2 separate regions of the Homo sapiens genome follow, and region 1 is linked to region 2. Evidence: chromatin loops called from intact Hi-C (ENCODE). Cell type or tissue: MCF 10A. All regions are shown on one strand. Each heading gives the region's core, and the rest is flanking DNA. Links, peaks and the distances in the headings are about the cores only. Region 1 overlaps RADIL (Rap associating with DIL domain). Region 2 has its middle 21 kb from the start of LINC02983.

Region 1 (14,296 bases), core at 3,816-11,815, 600 kb after region 2:
GTCATGTCCTTTTATGCTGTAGAGACTTTTCTTTCACCATTACTTTCTGATATCTAGTACACAGTATTTCTTTTTCTCACATCTTTGCCGTTTCACCACAATAATAAATCGGGTGAAGTGTGCACAATATCTGTATTTTGAATGGCTATGGCGTTAGGTTGAAATGGCCAGGCACAAATTTAGTCTGGTCATTTTGTTTACACATTGGGAAAAAAATTAGTTTATTAAACATTACCTGTAACTGTGTCTGTTTTACCAAGCTGGAACCTTGGGACTTTTTATTTCTAATTTTTATTACCTGAATGTCAGACCATTTTTTCATGTGATGTACCTAGTGAGTGGAGTTTGCTTTGTTTTATGGTATCTGTACTCCTGGTATATTCAAGCACTGTTTTGAAAACAGATGACTTATTTCTCCATTAAAAATGCAATAAAAATAAATGGCAAACAAGCAAAGTGAAACTAAAATACTGGACAATAGTACGATTTAAATCTAAGATATGAATTCAGATGTACTTACATTGTTCTGAAGGAGGGTAGAGTCACTGATGAACCTTTCGATCTTACTAAGTCTAGAACGTAGTAATGTTTAGGGAAACATGAAAAGGTTAAAATTTCAAGTAAGTAAAAGTAAAAAATGAAGTTAAGCTGAATCCAGAAGAAGGCAGGAAAGAAAGGGGGAAAGCATACAAAAAAATAGAGTAAAAAGAAAACACGATCTATGGTCATGGAAATGAAACCAAGTATAACTGTCACTACAATAAATGGACCAAACTTCCTGATTAAAAAAGGCAGAGATGGTCAGATTCCACGGGAAAACCAAGTCCAACTGTATGCTGTTTTACTTAAAAGAGACACAACCAAAATAAAAGAATGGAAAAAAGGCACGCTAATGAAAAGAAGCTGGGATAATAACAACATTATTCAAGTAGGTGTCAGAGCAAAAATAATTATTAAGGGCAAGAGCACCATGCATTAATGATAGAAGTCCTACAGCATCAGGAACATTTAATGATTTAAAACTTGTCTGCACCTAATAACTCAGCCTCAACATAAAATAACAAAGATGAACAGAAATTGTTAAATGTGTCATTATCATAGAAGATTTCAAAACAGCCTTTCATTAATTGATATCAAGCAGATAAAAATAGAAGGGAAACAGTTTTTGAACACAGTCCGGTGTAGTGGCTGGTGGACTTTTCGCATTAAGGACCAGATAGTAAATATTTTCAGCTTTGTGAAGCCATCCGGTCTCTGTCACAGCTACTTAACTCTGCCTTTGTAGAGGGCAATCAGTCATAGACAATATGTAAACAGATGGCCAGGGCCGGATTTCTCACCCATCCCTATCAGCCATTGTTTGCCATGAATGATCTGGTGAATGTTTATTATAGAACCTTCCACCCCACAATTGGAAAATGCATGTTATTCTCAAATAAGCATTGGGCATGTACAAAAATTAACCTCTTGCTATATCAAAAGTAATATTTAACATACTTCAAAGTATCTGATTTATAGGACATGTTCTCTCACCACAGAACAGTAAGTTAGAAATTAAGTAACAGCATAAAGAAGACACAAAAAAGCTCAAGTCATGAAAGAAGAGATTGGTACAATTAAGAGATTTTGTTCATCAGATAATGAACCGTGAAAAGTAAAAAACTGAAAAACAGGCCCTAAGCTGGGAGAAGATTTTGTGATAAGATAAAACTGACAAATGATTACTATCCAGAATATATTAAGGGTGACAAAGGAAAAAGTCTGTTTTAAAGATCAACAGGCCGGGTGCGGTAGCTCATGCCTGTAATCCCAGCACTTTGGGAGGTCGAGGCGGGTGGATCGCTTGAGACCAGGAGTTCGAGATCAGCCTGGGCAACATGGCAAAAACCCATCTCTACTAAAAATACAAAAATTAGCTGGGTGTGGTGGCATGTACCTGTAGTCCCAGCATGTACCTGTCAGTCCCAGGAGGCCGATGCAGGAGAATCGCTTGAACCCAGGAGGTGAAGGTTGCAGTGAGCTGAGATCAAGCCACTGCGCTCCAGCCTGGGTGACGGTGAGAGTCTGTCTAAAAAAAAAAAGCTGGATTCAGTGGTTCATGCTTGTAAGCCAAGCATTTTGGGAGGCCGAGGCGAGCGGATCACTTGAGGCCAGGAGTTTGATTCCAGCCTGGCCAATGTGGTGAAACTCCACCTTTTGTATTTTTCTCTACTAAAAATACAAAAATTCGCTGGGCATGGTGATGCGCACCTGTAATCCTAGCTGCTTGGGAAGCTGAGGCATGAGAATCACTTGAACCCAGGAGACGGAGGTGTCAGTGAGCTGAGATCAGGCCACTGCACTCCAACCTGAGCGACAGAGCAAGACTCTGTCTCAAAAATCGAAAACAATAAAATCCCCAACAACCCAGTTTAAAAAATGGGCCAAAGAAGCGCATAAGCACTTCACGGAAGAGGAGCTAGGAACGGCCAATAAACATGAAAAGATGCCCAATCTCAGTAGTAACAAGGAAAATACAATATGAGACCAGAGAGGCATTTCTTTTTTTTTTTTTTTTTTTTTTTTTTTACAAAAATAAAAAAGTCTAACAGTGTCTAGGTATGGTGAGGATGAGGAGCAACGGAAACTCGAACGCGGTGCCAGTGAGAACATGGTGCAAATTGTTTTGGCCCCTTTGGGAAGCAGCTTGGTCTTATCTAGCACAGTTGACGGGCCCACACTCTGCGTTCCAATTAGTCTCCTCGTAGGTCTTCACCCTCATGCTGTGGGACACTGATGTACTTCATCTTACTGATCCCCTTAGTCTTTGGGGTGACCAGAGTCTGTGGGACCACAGCCGTGTCCAGAACTCTACACACCTTCTAGTTTACCTCCAGTGTGCCATTTAACTACCATAATTTTCTCTGGTATTTCTCGTGGTGGTAGAAAAGTCAGGAAGCATTTGAAAATGAGTATGAGAGTGTTTATGTCAACGTTTTGTAGTAGCCGAAAGTTCCAAACAATCCACATATCCATCAATGAGGGAATGGCTGGATGGTGGCATATTCATGCAATAAATACCATAAAGTTGTGAAATTAGACCGTAGCTGCCTGCGTCAGTGTTAGCTGTGTGTCATCATGTTGAGGGAAAAGCACAAAAATGCACACAGTGTGATACCATTTACATAAGGTTTCAAAATAAGCAAAGTAGAGCAGTGTAATTTAGGGTTCCAAAAATGTGTGGTGTAACTATAAATGAAAAAAGGCCATGTTAAACACGGAATCCAGGAAAGTGATTCCCTTTGGTGGGGTGAGAGGTGGGGACAGGCAGGAAGATGTGCTTGGGAGGGTTGATGTGACTCTGGAACTAGTGCATTCTTTTTAGGTTGGGTGGTGGATGAAATGGTGTTTATTTTGTTATTAGTCTAAGTTACAAATGCTTTCATATGTGTGAAATATAATTAAACAACCAATACCAAAGTGGTATCTTTTTGTTTTTGTTTGTTTGTTTGTTTTGATACGGAGTCTCGCTCTGTCGCCCAGGGTGGAGTGCGGTGGCGCCATCTCGGCTCACTGCAACCTTTGCCTCCCGGGTTCAAGTAATTCTCCTGTCTCAGTCTTCCGAGTAGCTGGGATTACAGGCGCCCGCCAACATACCCAGCTAATTTTTGTATTTTTAGTAGAGACAGGATTTCACCATATTGGCCAGGCTGGTCTTGAACTCCTGACCTCAGGTGATCTGCCTGCCTCGGCCTCCCAACGTGCTGGGATTACAGGCGTGAGCCACCGCGCCCGGCCCAAAGTGGTAACCTCTTTATCAACAATGACAAAAACCAAACACCACCCTCCCCAGAAACAAAAGCAAACAGAAAACCCCACCTAATGCCCCCTCATCAGTTTGGAATTGCATTTGGCCAGGTCAGAGTAGCTTGGGCACAATACAGCTTTCTTTCACCTAACAGTAAGTTCGGGGCTGGTAACGGTGGCTTTCCTGGTCACCAGGGACCAGGCTTTTTCTACTTTCGGCCCCATCATTCTAGTTCATGCCTTCTATCTTCAGGGTTACCTCAAGGTGCAGGATGGTTAATGGGGCCCCTGCCATCACATCTTCATTTAAGGCAGGAAGAAAGAAGGAAGACGGGGAATGGCAAAGGTGTACCTGCAAACTGCCCACCTATGGAGCTTTCGGAGAAGTCCCAACAGCGGCATCCCCTCATCTTTCACTGACTGCACCGTAGTCACATGGCTGTGCCTACCTGCAAGGGAGACAGGAAAATGTCTCTTTTCTTAGCTGGGTACATCACCTCACCAATAGCTTAGGGCTTATGCTATTAAGAGGAAGGAGAGAATGTCTAGTAAATGGCAATGATAGTCTTCTCTTTCACAACACACATATATTTAGAAGTTCAAAATCACTTCCAAATAACTTTCCATGTACACCCAGCGTATTTTTTTTTTTTTTTTTTTGAGACAGAGTTTCACTGTTGTTGCCCAGGCTGGAGTGCAGTGGCGTGATCTCGGCTCACCACAACCTCTGCCTCCCAGGTTCAAGCGATTCTCCTGCCTCAGCCTCCCAAGTAGCTGGGATTACAGGCACCCACCACTATGCCTGGCTAATTTTGTATTTTTAGTAGAGACGGGGTTTCTCCATGTTGGTCAGGCTGGTCTCAAACTCCTGACCTCAGGTCATCTGCCCGCCCTGGCCTCCCAAAGTGCTGGGATTACGGGTGTGAGCCAACATGCCCGGCCTACCCCCAGCATCTTAAAGTCAGCAGTGGCACATGGAATCTCCATCATTCTTTGAGTATTTGACTTCCTTTCTGCTATTTAAAAGGCCCATGTGTTTAGGTGAGGCCCACCTGGATAATCTCCCTTTTGATTAACCCAAAGTGAACTGATGAGAAAACTTATTTACATATCTGCAAATATCTCTTTTGTCATACAACAAAACATAATCTTGAAATGACACGAACAGTTCCCACTCACGCTCAAGGTTGGAGGGCGGGTTATGCAAAGCAGGGGTCACTGGGGGTCATCTTAGAATTCTGGCTGCCACAGCCTGCCCTCTGGCCTCCAGTGATCCATAGCTACACCCACATGCAAAATACACTCACCCCATCTCAAGGTCCCCCAGTCTCATCCTCTTATAGTATCACTTCAAGTCTAAAATCTCATCATCTTAATCTAAATCAGGTGTGAATGGGGCGTCTGGGTATAATCCATTAAGTACCACTCTTGGGGCGCTATTTCTTTCCATCTGTGGACCTGTAACACTAAAGACACAAATATCTGCCCCAGCCCTCCCAACTTGCAAGGGTGGGACAGGCATAGGGTAACAATCACTCTGGTTCAAAAGTGAGGGAAATGGGCCAGGCGCGGTGGCTCACGCCTGTAATCCCAGCACTTTGGGAGGCCGAGGCAGGTGGATCACATGAGGTCAGGAGTTTGAGACCAGCCTGGCCAATATGGTGAAACCCCATCTCTACCAAAAACACAAAAATTATCAGGGTGTGGTGGCACATGCCTGTAATCCCAGCCACTCTGTGCTATGTGGGCAACATAGCAAGACCCCCATCTCTACAAAAAATAAAAAATTAGTCAGGCATGGTGTCACACACCTGTGTTCCCAGCTACTCAGGAGGCTTAGATGGGAGGATTGCTTGAACCTAGGAGTCTGAGGTTGCAGTGAGCTTTGAACATGCCACTGCACTCCAGCCTGGGCAACAGAGCTAGACCCTGTCTCAATAAATACATAAATAAATAATAGGAGGAAACGGAAGGTAAAAAGGTGCCACTGGCCTGGCCCAAAGCATTTTTGAACTCTAGTGAGGCAAATTCCAGTGGAAGTTCTTTTGTTCCGTTCCAAGGCCTGGGGTAGTCTCTCAGCTCTGCCCTCTGTCCTCTTGGTGCCACCCTCTGGGATCTTGGCTTCATCCTCTGAGTCATCTTTCCCTCTGCATGGACGGTAGCATGTCTATCAGCCACTTCCTGTCTGTAGCCACCCCCTTCATTTTTCAGTGTCTCTGTTCCCTTCAGTCTAGGCCAGCCAGTGTTTCTGCTGGTATAATTTTCTGAAGAGCCTGTGGGCCGGATGAGGATTTCCTGAGAATTCACTCCAGTAGACAGAAGCCACATCCATAAATGTCTCTGAGATAATCCCTTCTCTACTTTCAGCTTCTGGTGAGATGGTGGAGGGACAGTGCTCTTGAACTTCCTTGAGGTCCTCTGTTTTGACTAAGAAAAATATATGAGGAACACCCTGACTCTACTGAGTCATTTATGTGGCCAGGTACCCTGACCTTTTGGTCTTCCTGGGTTTCAGCAAAGGGTTGTCCAGACCCACACTTGGTTTTTCCTCTGTGCCTCTCATCAGAAGCCATTTCTGACTTTTGGCATCTCTTGTCATCTGGGAAGGCTGCGCATTTTCAAACTTGTCCAGTCCTGGTTCTTTTTTTGCTGAACAGTTCTTTAATTTCTCTCTCTCCTGTTGCCTCTTAACCATAAGCAGCAAGAAGAAACCAGGCAGCACCTTCTACACTCTGCTTGGAAACCTCCTCAGCCATCTCTTCAGGTTCACCATTTGCAAATTCTGTTTCCAGCAATTGCAGGATGACATATTCAGTGAGCTCCCTGCCCTCACATCACAAGAACCCTCCTTCCTCCAGTTTCCAGTAACATGCCCCTCGCTTCCTTCTGAGCCTTCGCTGGCAGTCTTGTGAGCCATCTAGGTTTCTGCTGTTTGCAGCAATTTTGCCTTTCTCTGAGGTGATTTAGGAAAGTTCTCACTTTATTCTGAGAAAGAAGCAATGTCTTTACTGTGCACATTTCCTAGTAGCCTGTTCAAGGGAATCTAGACTTTCCCCATCCTGCTTCTCAGAGTCCTTCTAGCCTCCACCTATTGCCTGGTTACCAAAGCACCTTCACATTTTAGGTATTTGTTACAGTAGCACCCCATTTCCTGGCCCTAAAATCCGAACTTTTCTTTTCTTTTCTTTTTTTCTTTTTTTTTTTTGAGACGGAGTTTTGCTCTTGTCACCCAGGCAATGGCATGAGCTCGGCTCACTGCAACTTCCACCTCCCACATTCAAGTGATTCTCCTGCCTCAGCCTCCTAAGTAGCTGGGATTACGGGTGTGTGCCACCATGCCCGGCTACTTTTTCTTGCATTTTTAGTAGAGATGGGGTTTCACCATGTTGGCAAGGCTGGTCTTGAACTCCTGACCTCGGATGATCCACCTGCCTTGGCCTCCCAAAGTGCTGGGATTCCAGGTGTGAGCCACCACACTCGGCCCTGAACTTGTTTTCTATTGCTTGCAACTACAAGTGCAGCTTAAAACTATACTATTTAACTTACGTTTTCCACAAGTCAGGAGTCTGGGCACGGGAGAGCTGGACCCTCTGCCCAGGTCTCACACGGCTGCACTCAAGGTATCGGCTGGGCTGCGTTCCTTTCTGGAGCTCAGGGGCCTCTTTCAGACTCACAAGGTTGTTGGCAGAGTTCAATTCCTTGTGGTTTTAGGACTGAAGTCTCTGCATCTCTCCCCTTGTCTCTCTCTGGCTCACAGCCGTGGACCACTCTCAGCTCCCAGTGACTGTTGTCAGGTTGCCCCGTGATGCCCTGGAGAGCTGCCCTGGCATCACACACGTCTCACACCTCAAACCTCTCTGACTTCTCTTCCGTGACCAGCTGGAGAGAACTCTGGGCTTTGAAGGAGCACACGTAATTAGGTTCGGCCCAGCAAATAACCTCCATATCTCAAGGTCAGCTGATAGACAACCTTAATTATATCTGCAGAATCTCTTCTGCCATGCAGCATAATCACAGAGTGAGCCCAGGGGGCAGAGACCATGGAGCCATCTTAGAATTCTGCCCACCATAGTGACCTTCCATGCTTTTTCTGTGCTTATATTATTCTGCAGGGGACTTCTTACACATGTATATACATACATACAGGGTTCTTTCTGTCAAAGGTTTTTTTTTTTTTTTTTTTTTTAAAGGGATCGTCTGTGTAGTGTGGGTAAAAGGAATGAAGAAAAAAATAAAAAGAAAACAATGAGGGAATCATATACTTAGTTTTCTGTATTTTTCATACCAGATCCTCTCTGGAAAATACATCGTGTGTTATACCTCCAATTCATTCATCTTAATGGTTATGGAATATTCCTTGGTGTAGACGAAACACTCTATGTATTTGGGGATTGTTAGGAACAATTTTGCAACATACATTCCTACATATACTATATTTCACCAAGAAAAGATGTTATCAGTAGTAAGATCACCAGTGTTAACCACCATAAAAAATACAATTAAACTAGGACATAATACTTTCTTATTACCTAGGATTTTTATTTTTGTACTTAAGCTGTATTGTAGCTAAAGATTTATTTCAACACAGATTGTGATCTGTGTTCGTTTTGTGCGTACGCAGAAAGGTATGCAGGAGTGAAATGAATTAAGATTCTAAGTCTTTTCAAATGAGAGCCGTCCCTGTCCACACTCCCCACACAGTATCATTTTCTTTGTCCTCAAGAGGATTGGTGATGTGGCACCCCCTGCTGTCTCTAGTACATTCTTCCAAGCCACCTGCCATTCGGTCTGCAGGTTTGTTGCAGATAACAGCTGGAAGGCATGTTCATGCCTTGGATGGTCCTGAATGAACTGAAATGTTTCAGAACCTTGCCCCAGGCAACAAAAACCAAGCTGTAGCCTCACAGCTGCAGCCTGGCCGACATTCCACAGAATACAGGATGCCTTCCAGTTCCAGAGATGTTAGAAGATAAACAAGTGTGTTTAGGAGTTGATGGAATTGATCCCATCAACGTTCATTCATTCATTAATTCATTCTTGCAGTAGAATGAAAACTATGTACACTTAAATATTTTTACTTATTTTCACCAAAGTTATATATATATGTGCACAGTTAAAGCAATAGTTTCTCATTACCGATTAAAAGCAAAACAGCAGTTCTCTGCCATAGCCGTTCCTTCTTCCCAGTTTTGAACTCCCCATAACCACTTTCAACTGTGAACTCTTTCTTTCTGGCTTTTAATTCCCTTTTTTTTTTTTTTTTTGAGACAGAATTTCCCTCTTGTTGCCCAGGCTGGAGTGCAATGGCACGATCTCGGCTCACCACAACCTCTGCCTCCCAGGTTCAAACGATTCTCCTGCTTCAGTCTCTCGAGTAGCTGGGATTACAGGCATATGCCACCACGCCCGGCTAATTTTGTATTTTCATTAGAGATGAGGTTTCTCCATGTTGGTCAGGCTAGTCTCAAACTCCTGACCTCAGGTGATCTGCCCGCCTCGGCCTCCCAAAGTGCTGGGATTACAGGTGTGAGCCACCATGCCCGGCCTAATTCCCTATCTTTAACAAACGTATCCTACTATGTCTTGGTTTTTAAAAATTTCAGACATTTTCTAGTGACTTCCTTCAGTGGAAAATGAGAACTTAGGTCTTTTCACCACCCGCCTCTCCAAATTTCCAATTCCTATTGCCCGATCTTCTCAATAGAGCCATGTTTTTTTTTAAATTAATAATCAGGGTTTACCTTTTTATGATCATGTATAGCTTTTCACAACTAAAGATGGGTCTATACAAATATTGTTTTTCCTTCCTGTCCAACTTTTATTTTTCTTTGTAGTTAATTATTGTCCTTCTTGCTTGTCCATTCTTTTCCTTGCTACTTTTCATTATTTCCGCATTCCCTTAACACTCTGTTGTCTTCCCTCTTTTAAGATGTTCAGATATATTCGATATCTTATCAATTTCAGCTTCTTGGAGCTATCTTCCTTGTCTCTGTTGGACTGGGGGCTTATGACGTAAAGAAATGTCTTTGCTGGGTTTTTTTTTTAAAAAACTTTTATTATAAGAGGTATTTTTATACCATAAAATTACCTGTTTTTAGTATACAATTGAATGAATTTTTAGTAAATTTACAAAGTTGTGTGATCATCATCATCACAGTCCAGTCTTAGCAATTTTTTTTTTTTTTTGAGACGGGGTCTCACTCAGTCACCCAGTCTGTGCAGTCACCCAGGCTGGAGTGCAGTGGTGTGATCTCAGCTCACTGCAACCTCCACCATCTCCCAGGTTCAAGCAGTCCTCCCGATTCAGCCTCCCGAGTTAGCTGGGACTACAGATGTGTGCCACCATGCCTGACTAATTTTTGTATTTTTGGTAGAGACAGGGTTTCACCATGTCACCCAGGCTGGTCTCGAACTCCTGAGCTCAAGCGATCCGCCTGCTGCGGCCTCCCTAAGTGCTGGGATTACAGGCGAGAGCCACTGCACCCGGCCGGCACGTTTTCATCACCAAAAGATCCTTTGTGTCTATTAGCAGTCAGCCGGTCCCACCCCCAGACCCAGGCAGCCCCTGATCAGTTTTCTGGCTCTATACATTTGCTTTTTCCAGATATTTCGTATATATAGAGTCATACCTGTGTGTTTTTTTTTTTTTTTTTTTTTTTTTTTGCATCTAGCTTTTTTCACGTAGCATATTTTTGAGGCTCATCCATGTTGTAAGAGGTATCATCAGTATTTTGTTCCTTTTCATTGCTAAACAGTAGCCTATCGTATGGATAGATTTTGTTCATCTGTTCACCCGTTGATGGACATTTGGATTATTTCTCCCTTGTTGACTATTCTGGATAATGCTGCTGTGAACATTTGTGCATAAGCATTTGCGTGGACGTGTATTTTTTACTTCTCTTGGGCATATACCTAGGAGTTGAACTTATGAGTCACAGGTAAATTCATGTGTAACATTTTAACAAACCGACAAGCTGTTCTCCACAATGGCTGCACCATCTTACTTTCCAGCAATCGTGTATGAGGGGTCCAGTCTTTCTGCACTCTTGATATTGTTTAACTTTTTTGTTGTTGTTGTTTGGTGAGACGGAGTCTTGCTCTGTTGCCCAGTTGCAGTGCATTGGCGTCATCTTGGCTCACTACAACCTCTGCCTCCTGGGTTCAAGCGATTCTCCTGCCTCAGCCTCATGAGCAGCTGGGATTACAGGCACTTGCTACCACACCCAGGGAATTTTTGTATCTTTAGTAGAGACGGGGTTTTACCATCTTGGACAGGCTGGTCTTGAACTCCTGACCTCAAGTGATCCACCCACCTTGGCCTCCCAAAGTGCTGGGATTACAGGTGTAAGCCACCATGCCTGGCCTGTTTACCTTTTTTATTATAACCATGGTAGTGGGTGTGAAGTGGTATCTTATTTTGGTTTTCCTCTGCATTTCCCAAATGACTAATGATGTTGAGCATTTTTTATTGTATTTTACTGTACTTATTGGCCATGTATATTTATTCTTTGAAGAAATGTTTATTCAAATCCTTGTCCATTAAAAAATGTGGTTGTGGCTGGGCACGGTGGCTCATGCCTATAATCCCAGCAGTTCGGGAGGCTGAGGTGGGTGGATCACCTGAGGTCAGGAGTTTTGAGGCCAGCCTGGCCAACATGGTGAAACCCCATCTCTACTAAAAATACGAAAATTAGCCAGGCATGGTGGCACACACCTGTAATCCCAGCTACTTGGGAGGCTGAGGCAGGAGAATCGCTTGAACCTGGAAGGCGGACGTTGCAGTGAGCTGAGACAGCACCACTGCACTCCAGCCTGGGCAACAAGAGCAAGACTTCGTCTCAAAAAAAAAAAAAAAAAGACAGATGCAGGGGAGGGAAGGGAGTTGGAATCATTTTCTAGATGGCAAGGAAAGACTCCCCCACCAAAGTTAAAACTCAAGATACTTAAAAAAGCAATAGGGCCGGGCGCGGTGGCTCACGCCTGTAATCCCAGCACTTTGGGAGGCTGAGGCGGGTGGCTCACGAGGTCAGGAGATCGAGACCACACTGGACAACATGGTGAAACCCCGTCTCTCCTAAAAATATAAAAATTAGCTGGGCATGGAGGCAGGCACCCGTAATTCCAGCTACTCAGGAGGCTGAGGCAGGAGAATCGCTTGAACCAGGGAGTCGGAGGTTGCAGTGAGTCGGAGGTTGCAGTGAGCCAAGATCGCACCACTGCACTCCAGCCTGGTGACAGAGCGAGACTCCGTCTCTTTAAAAAAAAAAAAAAAAAAAAAAGAAGATTGTAGCTCTGGAACAAAAGAGACAAATAAGCAGTGGTGCCTGAGATGAAACAGCGCCCTCCATAGGGCTGTCGCTGTTGGTGGCGTGCCCAGCGCCATGCTGGACGCGGTGAGCAGGACTGTGCTTCGCTGGTCACCGTGACCCTCTCTAACGAAGGGCTCACAGCTTCCCGGGGTAACTGGCTACAGCCCCTGGTTTCGGCTGGAGGAAGTTCTCGGTTACGCCACGCTGCTCTCTCCTCGGCACAGCCCCGGAGAGCTCTGTCTCCATCTGTGTCTGCCTAACAAATGGCTTAAGCATTTTATCTCCTCAGTTACCCATTATCTTAATTAGGTTTTCAGTTGCTTTTCAGAGAGCGCGATTGTTGTTCCCTGAGTAAGACTCTAATTAGTGTGAGGCGGTCCAAGTTTCATCATGGAAATAATACCCTAGAGTATGTAAAAAAATAATTTCTTCCCCGTCTAAAAAAATGGAACCTCTCATTTTGCCGAAAATTTGGAAAGTAAGTGAAAGTATAGAGAAAGGAGGAGAAATCACCTGTCAGGTCACCTCCCGGAGAGAATCATTTTCAACGCTTTGGTGCTTTTCATTCTGGTGTTTTCTTAGTGTATGCATTCATTTACTTCATTTATTGATCGATTAGAGATGGGATTCTGGTGTTTTCTCAGAATATGCCTTCATTTTCTGACTTCATTTATTAGAGATGAGGTCTTGCTCTGTCACCCAGGCTGGAGCCCAGTGGCACAATCATAGCTCACTGCAGCCTCCATCTCCTGGGTTCAAGTGGTACTCCTGCTTCCACCTCCTGAGTAGCTGGGACTAAGACGTGTCCCACCACATCTGGTTCATCTTTTTATTTTTGTGGATTTGGGGTCTTGCTGTGTTGCCTAGTCTGCTCCCAAACTCCTGGCTTCAAGTGATCCTCCCGCCTCAGCCTCCCAAAGTGCTGGGATTACAGGCATGAACCACCATGCCCAGCCTACATTAGCTTTCTTTAGGTTAGGTTTCTAAAGTATTCTGTAAATATAATTTTCATATACAGGACACCTCTCGCTTCTTTCTTCCTTTTTTTTTTCCTACGTAGGTCAAATTCTAACACCCCTCGTTTCTTAATTCGGTCCCTTTCCTCAGTCCTAGCACTCAGGGGCCACATGTGGTTGACTCCTGGGTCATGAATCCAACATGATTTGCTTCTGATCTTTAAATATATTACTGGCCAGGTGCAGTGGCTCATACCTGTAATCCCAGCACTTTGGGAGACTGAGGCGGGAGGATTGCCTGAGCACAGGAGTTTGCGGCCAGCCTGGGCAGAATAGTGAGACCCTGTCTCTATAAAAAATACAAAATTAGCTGGGCGTGGTGGTGTGCACATGTAGTCCCAGCTACTTGGGAGGCTGAGGCAGAAGGATTGCTTGAGCCCAGTTAGGTGGAGGCTGCAGTGAGCTGTGATCGTGCCATTGCACTCCAGCCTGGGTGACAGAGCAAGACCCTCTCTCAAAAACAAAACAAAACAGCCTGAATTTTGCTTATTCACCATGTCTAGTCACCTTGCTAAATTCACTTGTTAATTATAATAATTTTTCCATAGATTCTTTTGCATTTCCTACATACACAATCACATTGTCTGCAAAATAATGATAATTGAACTTCTTTCTTTTCTTTTCTTGTTTTTTTTAGATGGAGTCTCACTCTGTTGCCAGGCTGGAGTGCAGTGGTGCGATCTCAGCTCACTGCAACCTCTGCCTCTCGGGTTCAAGCAATTCTCCTGCCTCAGCCTCCCGAGTAGCTGGGACTACAGGCGCGTGCCACCACACTCAGCTAATTTTTTGTATTTTTAGTAGAGACAGGGTTTTACCATGTTGGCCAGGATGGTCTCGATCTCTTGACTTCGTGATCTGCCTGCCTCGGCCTCCAAAGTGCTGGGATTACAGGTGTTGGCCACTGCGCCTGGCAACTTCTTTGTTTTCAATCCTGTATCTTTCCCCTATTTTTCCCTGCCTGTTGTACTGGCTAGGACCTAGTACAAATTTGAAGAGAAGTGGTTACAGCAGGCATCCTTGTCTTGTTCCTGATGGCAAGAGGAAGTTACGTATATATTCTCCCTAGAATTGTTTCCCTCATGGCAGAATTGGTTCCCAAAATGAGGCTAATATGTTCCTGTTTAGCCACAGTTCCTTCGTAAGGCTTTTTTTTTTTTTTTTTTTTTGAAATGGAGTCTCGCTCTG
Region 2 (15,865 bases), core at 3,839-11,838:
TGCTGGGATTACAGGCGTGAGCCACTGTGGGTGGCCAGAAACCTCTCTATACAGAGCAAGGCCTTGGGGGGTGGTTTTATTGACGGACAGTGTGGACCCGTCTCCCTGCCCGTTCGCTGCTGTGTTGCCCAGAAACAACTGACTGTCCCTTATCAGCTCTGAGACAAACTTCAGCCAAATCCTGAAACGGTCCCACCTGCTTTTCAGTTTGTGGTTTAAGGTTTTGGGGTTGTTTTTTTTTTTTAAGGAAGTGAAATGAACAATTCTCCTCTGGAAGAGAAAGATAAGGCTTGAATCCGCCGGAGCAATGTCTGCTGGAAAGAAATATTTTTTAACTTGTGGGCAGTTCTCCAGCTGGGCTGTGTGAGTGAGGAAGCTGGCAGCGCTCTCGCTGAGAGAATTGAATAGTTGCTCCGTCGTGGCAGGGGTTCCTTTCCCCGGCGAGGCAGGCTGTGGGCCCAGGCCAGCCAGGCACAGCGATAGGGATGGCCTTCCGCCATAACGTGGCCTGGAGATCTGGTGAACTGGGAGGCCTGGACCCATTCCCCAGGCCAGCCACCTCCTCCCTCCAAAACACCCACTCCTGGCTGATGGGGGCCACTTGGGGCACCACAGACCTTTGCTATCTAAAAGCTGCATTTCCCAAGCCTTCCGTTGCTTTTTAAAATACAGCTTGACCCTCCCTGACACTGCAGAGTCATTCTCTAGCTTGCTGCCCTCTGGAGACTGCTGTGTATGGCTTCCGAGGTGGCCTTAATGCTCCATTGAGTTTCTGCAGGAACTCACTCCCACCACCTGTTGCAGGATGTGTTTGGTAGCAAATAATAAAAAACCTAGCTCGAAACAGCTTCACAATGCAGGGAATTTGGTGTGATGGAAAATGTGCAGTGGTAGGGTAGGCTTCAGGTCGAGCTTGATCCAGCAGCTTACATCTCTAAGGACTCAGTTTAGGATAGCTGCCAGCCAGCTGGGCTGTGGGATTCCTTGTTTATTCCTACTACTGAACCAATTGCTCTGACCAGGGGAATGAGAGCACCTTGATTTGCTTAGAGTAGTCACCCATTCTGTGGCACCCACACCACACAGCTGCCACAGAATGGGACAGATCGAATTTTGTGGTGCTCACAGAGTCCCCCCAATCCCTTTGTAAAATGTAGTATAGTGACTCCTGTGGAACTGACCTGAGCTGAGCTCATCTGAGCTGTCCTCTGACCATCACCCACAAGTCTGTGTGTTCTTAGAGGGGACAGCCCTAGGCCAGGTGCAGTGGCTCACGTCTGTAATCCCAGCACTTTGGGATGCCAAGGCAGGTGGATCACTTGAGGACAGGAGTTTGAGACCAGCCTGGCCAACATGGTGAATTTCAATCTCTACTAAAAACACAAAAATTAGCTAGGCATGGTGGCGTGCACCTGTAATCCCAGCTACTTGGGAGGCTGAGGTGGGAGAATCACTTGAACCAAGGAGATGGAGGTTGCAGTGAGCCGAGATTGCACCACTGCACTCCAACCTGGATGACAGAACAAGACTCTGTCTCAAACAAACAAAAAAAGGGGACTGGCCCATTCTGTTCTGAGTCTCAGCACCCAGGGCCATCCCTTCTCACCTCCCAACCTCCCTTCTCTGTTCTCTGCTCCTAGCCATGCTGGCCTCCTTTCCATGCCTTTTTTTTTTTTTTTCCATACCTTAAGTTCTCTGCCCTTGGCCTGCCCCAGGGCCTTTGCACAAGCTGTTCCCTCTGCCTGGAGCCCCCCCACCTTGCTGAGTTTGCTGCTTCTGCTTATTCTTCAGGATTCAGAGAATCTGCCCTCAGGCTCTGCCTCCCTGCTCTCAGGGCCCCTTGGGCCTCGCCTGTCCCCACTTCCCAGGGTTTGTAATTGACCGCGTGAGATGAGGGGTTTCTGTGCGAGCACATCGTGATGAGTTTGAGATCCCCCTTGGTTTGTCCTCCCACTGATTCGAGCTGCCCCCAAGCTCACTGCCTTGGGAAGGGGTGAAGTGGAAACTGAGGGATGGCTGGCTTTGCCTCCTGAGAGCCCAGGGCAGGCTGACTGGTGCAGGGGGAGCACTGTCCCGAGAGAGCAGATGCCATGGGCCTAAAGGACCAGGGATGGGAGCAGGCAGCGGGTTCCTGGGCAGAGCTGAGCCTCGGGGAGGACAGCAGTGGGGACTGGTCTGCTTTTAGGTCCCATGATGACGTTAGGTGGGAGCAGGAGTTGCCAGTTTCGGTGGGGTGACCGGGCCAGTGCAGAACGGAGGTTGGGTCGTTCAGGAAGCAGATGCTGAGAAGGACTGCGGAGGGCAAACGGGTTCTTGGGGTTTGAAGGAGGAGTGACACTGGGGAAGGAGCACAGAGGGAACGAAATGCGGCAGGGAGCTGTTAGACTGCGATGCTGGAGCCAGCACGGCCCATGAGAGAGTCCCGCATGGGGCAGAGATGGCCAGGTCTCGCCCGCTCATTGGCTGGGGTCATATGGAGAAGAGTGTGATCTTGCTGAAGGACCAAACTCTCTCCTGGCGCCATGGAAGTGGTGTGTGTGTGTGTGTGTGTGTGTTTGTGTGTGTGTAGTGGGGGTGGGGGGGAGGCACCATCTAGGGACATCCAAAAAGTTCTGTTTCCCACTTCCCCGAATTCACAGCCTGGGTTTGAGCCCCCCTGCGGGGAAGTGGATGGTCAGCAATCCCGGAGGATCTTCTCAGGACCGACTTGGCGCCATGGGAATGCAAACCCATAATAGGAGCCCATTCCCACCGAGGGGATGGCACTGTCCTGTGGGGAATCAGGGAGGACAGGAGGGGCTGGGCTTGTGGAATTGCTTCTGACGCCAGTGAAGCCAGTGGCGAGCAAGGAGACTAAGGTAGTGCTCCCACGAGAGTGCTCCTTGATGCTACTCCCCAGATAGGCTCCCCAAGAGTACTCCCTAGAGTACTTCCCTGAGGGTGCTCCCCAAGTATGTGGCCTGAGAATGTTCAAGTATGTGCCCTGAGTGCTCCTTGAGAGTGCTACCCAAGCATATGCCCGAGAATACTCCCTGCAGGTGCTCCCGATACTGCTCCCCAGATATGTTCCCCCCCAAGAGTGCTCCCCAGATATGCTCCCAAAGAGTACTCCTTGGAGTGCTCCTCTGAGAGTGCTCTCAAGATAATCCCCAAGAGTCCTCCCCAGTAGTGCCAGGGTTGCTCCCTGAGCAAGAGGATAGGAAGCCAGCCTCGAGTTTGCTGATGAGGCTAACCTCACAGCAAACTCCTAAAGTGACGGCGTGGAAGGTGGCACTCGGAGTGCCAGTGTGACTGGGATCACTCTTAGAGCACCACCCTCCAGGCTCTGGTTTCCCCAACTGTAGGGGTGAGGGCGGCATTGGTAAGCAAACTCTACCCTTTAGGATTCGAGAGATAGAAAATCCCAAACAACAGCGGCTTAGCCAAGCAGCGCGTCCTCTCTCACTGGCAGCTCGGGTGGCCATCTGCGCTGATGGGCAGTGGGGGAGGCGTCTTATGCCCTGGGGACGCCTTCTCCTCCGTGAGTCCCCACTCTGCAACCTGGGTGCTGATGGGGCCCTGCAGGCTGGAGGGTGTCCCTGTCCTCGGCTCCCAGGCTCTGTTGCTCCCTCGCTGTGTGCCCTGGGGCAGCTTCCTGAACCTCTCTGAGCCTCACTCAGGGCCCCATCTGTAAAATGAGGTTCTTTCTTTTCACTCATTGAGGAACTCATTTCTTTCCTCCTGCTTCTCAGAAATCAGTCTGGATGGGTAACAAGACATCAAACTGATACTAATCCAGTGGCCTCTGGAGTGGATGCACAAGATCATTTACTCACGTGAGAAAAAAAAAATAACACTTTCTTTTTAAGTTATTCTTTTCTATAAAATAAGAATAAAACAGCCGAGGCAGGAGGATCACTTGTGGCCAGGAAGAGTTCAAGACCAGCCAGGGCAACATAGTGAGACCCCATCTCTACAATAATCAGAAATCTTAAAAAATTAGCCGGATGTGGCTCGGCACCGTGGCTCACACCAGTAATCCCAGCACTTTGGGAGGCGGAGGCAGGTGGATCATGAGGTCAGGAGTTCGAGACCAGCCTGGCCAACACGGTGAAACCCCATCTTTAATAGTAATACAAAAATTAGCCAGGTTTGGTGGCAGGCACCTGTAATCCCAGCTACTCAGGAGGCTGAGGCAGGAGAATCGCTTGAACCTGGAAGGCAGAGGTTGCAGTGAGCTGAGATTGTGCCACTGCACTCCAGCCTGGGCAAAAGAGCAAAACTCCGTCTCAAAAAAAATAAATAAATAAATAAATTAGCCGGGTGTAGTGGTGCATGCCTGCAGTCCCAGCTACTTGGGAGGCTGAGGCAGAAGGATCGCTTGAGCCCAGGAAGTGGAGGCTGCAGTGAATCATGATTGTGCCACTGTTCTCCAGCCTGGGTGACAAAGCAAGACTCTCAAACCAAACAAACAAAAACTTTGCAGGCCAGTAGCAGTGGCTCATGCCTGTAATCCCAGCACTTTGGAGGCTGAGGCAGGAGGATCACTTGAGCTCGAGTTCAAGACTAGCCTGGGCAACACAGTGAGACCCTCTCTCTAAAAAACAACCAACCAACCAACCAAACTTTGCTAACATTGAATGTACAGATTTGCCTGACTTGTGCTGGTAGGGATCTGGAGCAATCACATTTATCTGAGGCCCCGGCTGTATGGCTCTGTGCAAGCTGCCCCTTTCCTGAGGCCTCAGTTTCCCCCTCCTCCTTTGGGAGGAGACACAGAACAGTCCATGAGATGCTTGGAACAGTGCCTAGAAGGGAGCCGCCGAAAGTCGTAGCTGTCCCTGTCCCATGGGAGAGGTGGATCCTCCCAGGGGAGGAGGGCCGGCCCGAGGTGCTCTGCTCACCCTTTGACTTCGTGTTTGGGACACTCGGAGGCTGGCGTGCGGCCGAATAAGTGGATCTATAGATTAACAAAACTAATCCTAATGAGATGGGTGTATGGCTTAAGAAGATTCTTGCTAAAAAAAAAAAAAACAAAACCTTCCCCCCACGCAAACCCACAAAATCCATCTCAGATTAGAGAGGAATGGTGCAAGCCTCTTGCTCCTTGGAACCCGAGGAGACAGTGGGGGTGACAGTGACGTCATCACATGCTGGCCTGTTGCTATTGGCTGGATGGCCAAGAAGTACCACCCAGTGACCCCCAGCAGGAAGAGGCCCAAATCCATGACATCATCCAGAAGATCCTTTCAAAAAGGGATTTGTCCCCAGTGCCCTTCACAGTCACTGCTGGGAGGAAGAGAGGGGTTTAGAGATGTTTCTTGGCTGGGCACGGTGGTTCACACCTGTAATCCCAGCACTTAGGGAGCCCAAGGCTGGAGGATCACTGGAGCCCAGGAGTTGAAGACCAGCCTGGGCAACACAGCAAGACTCTGTCTCTATATAAAAGAAAATTTTAAAAATAAAGAGAGAGAGAGATGGAGAGACAGAGACAGACAAATAGGCAGAGACAGAGAGAGAGGCAGATGGAGACAGAGATAGCAAGGCAGAGACAGAGATCGAGACAGACTGAGACAGAGATAGAGAGACAAACAAGACAGAGACAGATGGAACTGACAGATTAACCGGAGCGGGGAGAGGAGGCGGGAGGGCCGGGAAGCTGAGCCTGGCGGGCAGGACCTGGAGGCTGACCAGGCCTGGGGCCTCCCCGGGCTGATGCGTGGCCACTATTTCCAAGGCGTGGCCAGACTGGCCCAAGCTCCCCTGATGTTCCGGCCTCTCTGGGCAGAGCGGGGCGGGGCAGGGCACTCAGTGTGCCCTCTGTGTGGGGACAGGGTGGGTCTGCACCTTGGAGGGGAGGAGAGGGGGGCAGGTTCCAGCCCTCTTTCCCCCATGGGGTCAGCTGAGGTTTGGGGATTTCAGGGACATTCCAGGTGCGGGTGCAGCAGCTGCCACCAGACTGCGGGGTGTGGGGCCAGGGACAGGCATAGACCAGGCCCCCAGGAGCGGCTGGGCTCTGAGCCGTCCCTAGGGTGTGGTGGGCATCAGGGGCAGGGCTGGCCACCCCCTCGGCCCCTGCAGTGTGGCCAGGCATTGCCAAGCCATGGGGTCAAGTGTGCCCACCCGCTCCAGTGCAGATGGGGAGACTGAGGCCCCGAGAGGTGGTGGCCAGCCCAGGACCACAGGCCACCCTGGGGCAGGCAGGAGGACCAAGGCTCTGTCTCTTGAGCTCGGCCTCTCCACACAGCCTCCCTCCAGGTGGTTCAACGTCCATGACCAGCCCCCGTCACTCGAGGAGCCACTTGGGGGTCTCCAGGGAGGTCCCTTAAGCCCTCTCCTGTGCACTGCGTCCCTGGCTGTGCCACGCTGGGTACGTGGGCTCAGGTTGTGCCCCAGGACTGCCTCTGGGCAAAGTGGTGGCCCAGCTGCTCCCTGCAGACCCTGGGAGGAGGGGAGAGTGGGGATGGGGAGGACCCTCCTGGGGTGGGACTGGGGCCTGGAGTGGGAGGGTCAAGAGGATCAGGGCAGCAGACACCTCCTAGGTCGGCCCTGGGCTCAGCCCTGGACACGTGGGGATCCTGAAATCATGGCAGCACCACGGAGGAGGCCTGGCTGGGATGGGACAGTCCCCAGGCCATGACAGTGTGAGGAACACAGAGCAGGGTTTGGGGAGGTCACAGCCGGCGGAATGTTCTGGAAGGCTTGGCTGAATCACTGTTAGCAAGACTGAGGAAGCTGGAAAAAGCATTCTGGGGAGGGAGCCGCAGGTGCAGAGCCCCCGGGTGGGAACCGCAGGGCCGTTTATGGGGCTGGCAGTGCAGCTTGGTGGGACCTGCGCCTCTCCCTGAGGCACAGCGCGGGCAGGACAGGTGTCTGTGTGTCTGCGAAAGCCTGCTGAGTCTGTGGGGGCCACAGAGAAGCTGGGGATGGGGCTGAGCTGTGACAGCGCCAAGGTGACAGGTGACTGTCCGGGTGACGGGAGATAGGCTCCGTTCAGGGCATGGTGAAGGACTTGGGGTGAAGTGGACACAGGCCAGGGGGACTGAGCAGAGGGACCCAGAGGAGCTGGAGGGGGGTGGCGGGAGGTGGGGCCCCTCTGAGCTGAGGCCTGGGGCCCCACACAGTGGGGGTGGAGTCGTTGTGTCTGAGATGGGAACCTTGAAGGCCTGCGGGGAGGTGATGTCTCAGCTGGAGTCACTGACTGGGGGCTGGGTGAGAACTCCAAGCTCTCGGAGCCGTTGGACAGGAGAAGGGGAGAGAGTAGGAGGGGACCTAAGCCGGGCACAGGAGTTTCCTGGGGCTGAGAGTTTCCCATGAGGAAAGAAGATGGTGGGTCAGGCGGGTGTGCTCCGCCCCCAGTGCCTCCACACCCCCCACCCTCCAGCCTGGGTGAACCCACCCATCCCAGCCTTGCTGGGGGCTGAGAGGCCCAGCCTGGGTTGCTATGGTGATGGGATGCGTGGCCAGCAGGTGTCACCAGAGCCTGCAGAATCTGGAAGGAGCAGGCGCGGACTGGTGGGGGGCGCCTGTGGGACCCTCTCCTGGGGCCCCCTCCAGCCAGACCAGGCCCAGAGAGGTGCCCTCAGAGCCACCTAGGCCAGGAGCCGGAGACACAGCCCCGCCATTGGGGACACAGCCCAGGACAGCAAGGAGCTCTGGTTGGGATCACGGGAGGGGGATGTTGGCTCAGGGGGAACCCTGTGAGGAGTTTCCAGTCGGCAGGCCTGTGAGAAGCCGGTTCTACCACCGTGGGATCCTGGGCCTCATTTTCCCCGTCTGTAAAATTGTGCCCAGGCCTTGCCCAGAGCAGGGAACCAGTAAGACTTAGAAGTGGCCAGGTGCAGTGGCTCATGCCTATAAACCCAACCTTTTATTTTGTTTTATTTTTTTGAGACGGAGGCTCGCTCTGTCGCCCAGGCTAGAGTACAGTGGCACGATCTTGGCTCACTGCAACCTCCGCCTCCCAGGTTCAAGCAATTCTCCTACCTCAGCCTCCCGAGTAGCTGGGATTACAGGCGCACACCACCATGCCTGGCTATTTTTTGTATTTTTAGTAGAGACAGGGTTTCACCATGTTGGCCAGGCTGGCCCCAAACTCCTGACCTCAAGTGATCTGCCTGCCTTGGCCTCCCAAAGTGCTGGGATTACAGGCGTGAGCCACCGTGCCTCGCCTAAACCCAGCTTTTTGGGAGGCCAAGGTGGGAAGACTGCTTGAGGCCAGGAGTTCAGGACTAGCCTGTGCAACATAGCCAGACTCTATCTCTAGAAAAAATTTAAAAATTAGCTGGGGATGGTGGTGCACATCTGCAGTCCCAGATACCTGGGAGGCTGAGGCAGAAGGTTGCTTCAGGCCAGGAGTTCAAGACCAGCCTGGGCAACATAGCCAGACTCTGTCTCTAGAAAAAATTTAAAAATTAGCCAGGTGTGGTGACGCACGCTTTCGATCCCAGCTACTTGCGAGGCTGAGGCAGGAGGATTGCCTGAATCTAGGAGTTTGAGGCTGCAGTGAGCTGTGATCGCGCCACTGCACTCCAGCCTGGGTGACAGAGCAAGACCCTCTCTCTAAAAAAAAAAAAAAAAAAAAAAGGAACTTCAAAGTATCTCTGGATCAGAAGCCACTTTGACCCAGGAAGCAAGGCACACGCACATGCACACGCCTTTGCACACACGTGTCCGCGGCGTATACAGAGGCACAAGTCTGAATTTCACTGCATTTCACTTCTTGGTTTGAATCTCCTGACAGGGCCTCTGAGGTCAGAGCCCCAGGCCTAGAACACGAATTCCACTGTCTAGAACCATCTACTGAGGCCCCAGGGAGGAAGCTTGGGCCAGGCAGGTCCTGGCTTTTAAAAAATTTGTATATATATACATATATACACACGTATATATATACACGTATATATATACACGTATATATATACACACGTATATATATACACGTATATATATACACACGTATATATATACACGTATATATATACACACGTATATATATACACGTATATATATACACACGTATATATATACACGTATATATATACACACGTATATATATACACGTATATATATACACACGTATATATATACACGTATATATATACACACGTATATATATATACGTGTGTATATATATGTACTTTTTTTTTTTTTTTGGCAGAGACAGAGGTCTCACCATGTTGGTCTTGAACTCCTGGCTTCAAGCGATCCTCCTGCCTCTGTCTCTCTAAGTGCTGGGATCACAGGTGTGAGCCACCGTGCCCAGTCCTGGCTTTACTGCTCCTGCTACGCACCCCTCTCTGAGCCTCAGAGGGGTCCCTGGCCTTGACATCTCCCCCCGGCTGGGCCATAGGACAAGGCCTGGTGACTGATGAATGAGGAAACTAGGTGGGGCCTCTGGAGAATGATGGAGGGCACGGTGGCTGGCGAGCAATTCCACCCTGGAATTAGGTGAATCTGCGGGCTCCCTCTAGCCCAGTCTCCCTCCCCTCCCCAGCCTTCCCCTCCTCTCCTCCCAGGAATGCTGCCAATGCTAGGGATATGCCGAGGCCTGCTCTTCTCCTAAATGAAGTCTCCGCTGCCGGCATTAGCTTACTTTCTGCAGAAAGCAAATTAAAGGGGCTGCTGAGGAAGGTATTTGGATCCTTGGGGCCGCTCCCAGAGTCCTTGCACCTGTCCAGGGGTGGATCTGGCCTGGGGGGCCACCATGGTTCCAGGGCCCCAGTCCCAGGCCCCTTCCTGGAATTCCCCTTCCCAACCCCTGCTCCTGCACGTCCAGCTTTCTTTTCAAAGTCTCGCCGGCCAAAGTGGGGAGGGGGGACTTGCCTGCTTCGTGCCTGGGGCCCTAGCATCAAAATGGCCAGTCGCCTGTCCCTCTGCGGGCTGTTTTGGCCTCTCAAGGTTACAGACCGTGTCTTTAAGTCTCACTGTATATTTTTTCTGATTATAAAAGCAATCAATTTTACCATAGAAATGTCAGGAAATAAGGCTGGGGGTGGTGGCTCATGCCTGTAATCCCCAAGATTTGGGAGGCTGAGGAGGATCACTGGAGGCCAGGAGTTCAAGATCAGCCTGGGCAACAGAGTGAGACCCCATCTGTACAAAAAATACAAAAATTGGCCAAGCATGGTGATGCATGCCTGTCGTCCCAGCTACTTTGGAGGCTGAGGCAGGATCACTTGAGCCCAGTAGTTGGAGGCTGTGGTGAGCTATGATGGCGCCCTGCACTCCAGCCTGAACAAGAGTGAGACCCTGTCTACAAAAGAAAAAAGGCAGTGCCTGCGTCTACCCCCTGCCTCTCTTCGGTCCATTTTTCTCCCTTTGTCTTAGGAGTCTGAGGCTCTGGCCCACCCCTCCCCACCTTCAGTGTGTTTCCTTCCACGGGGTGAGGTACAAAGAGGGAGGGCTGGGGTCAGGGCTGGGCACAGGGCGGGATGAGGTGGGTGAGGGTACCCGTGAGCTTCTCGCCAGGTCTCCTGCCCCACCCACAACTCCCCCAGCCGCTGAGGAGCCCCCAGCAGAGCTGGGGTTGAAGAGGCAGCTTGTCCCCCGACCTTCAGGAATGGCAGCCTGCAGCAACTGGAACAAGGCCCCACCGTAAAGCTCTGTGTGTCCCAGGTAAGGCTGAGAGAGAGAAAAAAGACCCCGACAGCTTTTGTCTGTTTCCTGGCAGGGATGGGGTTCTAAGCTCTCTTTGTCTAGCTGGGGAAGTGGCTTGTAGACCAGGTCAAGGGACAGAAAGCACGAATTCATCCATCCATTAGCCTATCTGTCTGTCTGTTTATCTATCTATCTATCTATCTATCTATCTATCCATCCATCCATTCACCCATCCACCCACTCTTCCGTTCACCTACCCACCCACCCACCCACCTGTCCATCCATCTACCCACCCATCCACCTATCCATTCACTCATCTATCCACTTCTCCATCCATCCATCCATCCATCCATCCACACACTCATCCATCCATCCATCCATCCACTCACCCATCTACTCATTCACCCACCGATCCACCTACCCACCCACCCACCCATCCACCCATCTACTCATCCATCCAAACACCCAATGTGGTAGCGTGTGCCTGTGGTCCCAGCTACTCAGGAGGCTGAGGTGGGAGAATCGCTTGAGCCCGGGAGTTTGAGGCTGCAGTGAGCTATGATTGTGCCACTGGACTCCAGCCTCAGTGACAGAGCAAGAGCCTGTCCCTTAAAAACTAAAAGAAAGTGGCAGTTTTGGAGAGCAAATGCAGCCAGGCCAGTGGCTGGAGAGGCCCCAAGTGGTACTAGAGCAGGTGGCTGTGGGATTGGGTGTTCTGTGTGGGCCTCCCTTGGCCATTCCTGGTCAGCAGTGGTTCGTGAGTTCTGGGCCACCAACCCTCCCTGTATCCTCTTTAGCAAAGTGGAGGGGCCTACAGGGTCACCAGCCCCCTGGGATATGCTGAGGGGGCAACTCTGGGCCAGGAACCCCTCACTGGGTGGGCACGCAGGGCAGGTGCCCTGGAGACCTGTCCCCCAGAATAGCCCCCTGGTATGCCCCTTCCTGGCCAGGCCCCGTTGGGTAAAGGGGGGCATGGTGGAGAAGGTGGGAGGGAATCAGGAAGGACCCCACCTCGGAGCACCAAGTCCTGTCCACCCGGCCCCACCACACTTTGATCTCAGAGCCCCCAGGGGTGGGAAGGAACCCATTTTCAGAATCCATTTCCTCCCTGTCAGTTACAGGGAAATCAGAAGAGAGAGACAATGCCAGAAAAAAACAAACAAAACAAAACAGAAAACCCTCCACAAACCATTAAAACATCCCCTCTCCCCGGCACTCCACCCTGGCCTCAGCATTGTTTTCCAGAGATTTCTTGGGTGAGAAGAATGAAATTCAGTTCAAAGAAATGTTTATGGAAAACAGTGTCCAGTGTCCAGTGCTGGCGGGGCAGTGGGGTCCTCTCCTGGGAGGAGCCTCGGCCTGTCGGGGGGACGGCTCTGAGAGTCCCCTCCTGTGTCCCCCATGGGGTGGGGCGCTGCAGGGAGCACTGCAGGTCGAGGGAGCAACGCTCAAGGTCAGTGCCCAGCAAGCTGAGGTAGGAGGCTCCGGGTATCCAAGAGCAGCCAGACCTCCTAGGGAGATGGGCGGGTGGCCACAGCCTAGGTTGCTTCTAATGACAGGAGTTTGCTCTTGCACAGTGCTGGAGGCCAGCAGTCCGAACTCAAGGTGTGGGCAGGGCTGGCTGCTTCTGGAGGCCGTCGGGGAGGCTCCGTTCCAGCCCTCCCTGCAGCTTCCCGAGGCTCCAGAAATCCTCGGTGTTCCCAGGCCTGTAGCTGCATCGCTCCCATCTGTCTCCGTCGTCACATGGCCTTCTCTGTGCCTGTGTCCCCTCCTTTTCTTTTCTTTTTTCTTTGTTTTTTTTTTGAGATGGAGTTTCTCTCTGTCACCTAGGCTGGAGTGCAATGGAATGATCTCAGCTCACTGCAACCTCCACCTCCCAGGTTCAAGTGATTCTCCTGCCTCAGCCTCCCGAGTAGCTGGGACTACAGGCACCCGCCACCACGCCTGGCTAATTTTTTGTGTTTTTAGTAGAGACGGGGTTTCACCATGTTAGCCAGGATGGTCTCGATCTCCTGACCTCATGATCCGCCCGCCTTGGCCTCCCAAAGCGGTGGGATTACAGGTGTGAACCAGCCCGCCCGGCGCCCCTCCTTTTCTTGGAAGGACACCGGTCACTGGATTTAGGGCCCATCCTAAGCCCAGGATGATCTCCTCTTGAGATACTTAACCAATGACACCTGCAAAGATCCTGTTTCCAAATAAGGTCACATTCTGAGGTCACAGGTGGACAGGAAGTTTTGGGGGAACATCATCCAACCCCCTGCAATGGGAAAATTGACATGCAACTATTTGTTGTTGTTGTTGTTGTTTTTGTTTTGAGAAGGAGTCTCCCTCTGTTGCTCTGTCGCCCAGGCTGGAGTGCAATGGCACAATCTCGGCTCACTGAAGCCTCCATCTCCCGGGTTCAAGAGATTCTCCTGCCTCAGCCTCCCGAGTAGCTGGGACTAAAGGTGTCTGCCATCACGCCTGGGTAATTTTTGTTTTTGTTTTTTGAGATGGAACCTCGCTCTGTCACCCAGGGTGGAGTGCAATGGTGTGATCTTGGCTCACTGCAGCCGCTGCCTCCCGAGTTCAAGCGATTCTTCTGCCTCAGCCTCCCAAGTAGCTGGGATTACAGGCGTCCACCACCATGCCCAGCTAATTTTTTTACTTTTAGTAGAGATGGGGTTTCACCATGTTGGCCAGGCTGGTCTTGAGCTACTGACCTCAAATGATCTGCCTGCCTCGGCCTTCCATAGTGCTGGGATTACGAGCATGAGCCACCGTGCCTAGCCAAATTTTTGTATTTTTAGCAGAGACAGGGTTTCACCATGTTGGCCAAGCTGTCTCAAACTCCTGACCTCAAGTGATGCACCCGCCTCAGCCTCCCAAAGTGCTGGAATTACAGGCGTGAGCCAATGTGCCCAGCATTTTTTTTTTCTTTTTTGAGACCGAGTCTTGCTCTGTCGCCCAGCCTGGAGTGCAGTGGCGCGATCTCGGCCCACTGCAAGGTCCGCCTCCTGGGTTCACGCCATTCTCCTGCCTCAGCCTCCTGAGTAGCGGGACTATAGGTGCCCGCCACCACGCCCAGCTAATTTTTTTGTATTTTTAGTAGAGACGGGGTTTCACCATGTTAGCCAGGATGGTCTCGATCTCCTGACCTTGTGATCTGCCTGCCTCGGCCTCCCAAAGTGCTGGGATTACAGGCGTGAGCCACCGTGCCCGGCCTTTTTTTTTTTTAAAGACAGGGTCTCACTGTGTCTCCCAGACTGGAGTACAGTGGCACAATCAAGGCTCACTGCAGCCTTGAACTCCAAGGCTCAAGAGATCCTCCTGCCTGAGCCTCCTCAGTAGCTGGGATTGCAGGTGCATGCCACCACACCCAGCTAGTTTTTAAATATTTTGTAAAGAAGGGGTCTTGCTATGTTGCCCAAGCTGGTCTCCAACTCCTGAGCTCCAGTGCTCCTCCCACCTCATCCTCCAGAGTAGCTGGGACTACAGGTGTGCACCACCACACCTGGCTAATTTTTCAATATTATGTAGAAATGGGGTCTCGCCGTGTTGCCTAGGCTGGTCTTGAACTCCTGGCTTCAAGTGATCCTCCTGTCTCGGCCTCCCAAAGTGCTGGGGTTACAGGTGTGAGTCACTGTGCCTGGCCCACCTACTGTGTTCATTCCCTAGTGCCGCGGTTACAAATGCCCACACGCTGGGTGGCTTCAGCAGCAGAAACCTATTGTCTTACAGCTCTGGAGGCCAGAAGTCCCAGATCAAGGTGCAGGCAGGGTTGGCTCCTTCTCTAGTCTCTCACGGAGAATCCTTCCCAGGCCTCTCTCCAGCCTCTGGTGGCTGCGGGCCACGCTTGGCGCTCCTGGGCCCGTTGCTGCTTCTCTGCAGTCTCTGTCCCGGCCGTCAGGCACTCGTTACGTGGGAGTGCGCTCTGTGTCTCTTAAGGACGGGAGTCATTGGATTTAGGGCTCACTCTAATCAGGCACGCTTATCTCGAGAGCCTTACCTTAATTCCATCTGCAGAGTCCGTTATTCCCAGTGAGAGCCTATCTGAGGTTCCAGTGGACATGTCTTTTCGGGGGACACCCTCCAACCCCCTACCGTGCTTATCTGTGGGTGGCTGGGTGACCCACCGTCCCAGGGATGAGAGGGTGCCTGGATGGAAGGTGTTCAGTGAGAAAACTGGGGCATTCCCGGGCACGCCGGGTCGGTCGGTCCTAGGGGCATTGAGTAGGGACTGGCATGTGGGTTTTGTAGCCTCGGTGGTAGGCAACACTTCCGGATGGAAGGGGGGGGCTCTGGGTGGGAGGAGGGGGACCTGCTGCCCACCAAGGGCCCCTCAAGGACACAGGCTCTGAGCTCAGGTCTGCCTTGGGCAACTCCCTTTTACTTCTAGAGCTGAAAGCCCCACCCATAGAAGGGGCAGCTGGTGTGGGTGCTGGGGGCTCCGAGATGAGGGTAGGGAGCTCCTGGTATAGGGTGGGCACACGTCACCCCTGTGGGCCCCGAGGGAGATGCCTGGGGGGTTTTCGGAAGCCTCCCGGTGAGGGCTAAAAATGGTCCCAATTAAAATGGGAAGCTGGCAGAGCCTGGGGCCAGAAGCTCACGTCTTCCTTGGCAAGTTTGATTCTTTTAAATCCCCAGAAGGGATTAGGTCTCCAGGGACAGCCTGGTTCCAGGATGATGGCAACCAAATTAAACCGCACAAGGTGCCCTCTCCAGGTGGACGGATCGCTGCAGGGGTGAAGCCAGTCTGGCCTCCACACCCATGTGGCCCACCCAGGAGTGAAGGTCGAAGGTGCCCTCTCGGGGCATCCTGGGGGGCAGAGGCAGTGGCGCAGCATGACTCGAGGGCGGGTGGTGAGGAGGGGTGTCAGCTCCGGAACGTGTCCCTGGAACAGAGGCAGCTCAGGTACGAGGCTATGGTTGCCAGTGATACTTTGCATGGGACGCAGTTGGACTGCGGGGCCGTGGGGACATCACTGTGGCAGCGGAGCAAAGTACCCACGCAGATCCCCAAAGATCCCCCTCCCTTTTATTTTTCATTTAAAAAATGATGGTAAAATAGGCCGGGTGCAGTGGCTCAGGCCTGTAATCCAGCACTTTGGGAGGCTGAAGCTGGCAGATCTTGAGCCCAGGAGTTTGAGACCAGTTTGGTCAACATGGTGAAAATCCATCTCTACTAAAAATAAAAAAATTAGCCCGGTGTGATAGCAGGTGTCTGTAGTCCCAGCTGCTTGGGAGGCTTGGGCCGGAGGATTGTTTGAGGCCAGGAGTATCGAGACCTTGTCTCTATAAAAAGATC

The links. Peaks named below come from ENCODE experiments on the same cell type or tissue, not always from the same donor. Only the 100,000 strongest peaks of a DNase experiment are listed, where the experiment ranks them.
Region 1: a loop joins it to region 2, with 9 times the contacts of the local background. A loop is called at or near these places in 2 of 110 quality-filtered maps.

Annotation. Positions count from the first base shown.
Region 1 is chr7:4,843,893-4,858,188 of GRCh38, reverse strand. The region is part of intron 2 of RADIL (Rap associating with DIL domain); the gene reads left to right. It overlaps PAPOLB (poly(A) polymerase beta), which reads left to right. Exons shown (of 1, transcript NM_020144.5): 1 at 1-451. Among named protein-coding and RNA genes, the nearest start is that of PAPOLB, 11 kb to the left of the region's middle. In MCF 10A, for the core only: a CTCF peak has its summit at 8,519 (motif pointing left); a DNase peak (open chromatin) is centred at 8,518.
Region 2 is chr7:5,442,454-5,458,318 of GRCh38, reverse strand. It overlaps a transcript of FBXL18 not described here. Among named protein-coding and RNA genes, the nearest start is that of LINC02983, 21 kb to the right of the region's middle. RefSeq lists enhancers at 2,114-2,614, 5,983-6,688, 11,776-12,608. In MCF 10A, for the core only: a CTCF peak has its summit at 7,467 (motif pointing right); no DNase peak of the experiment used is centred there.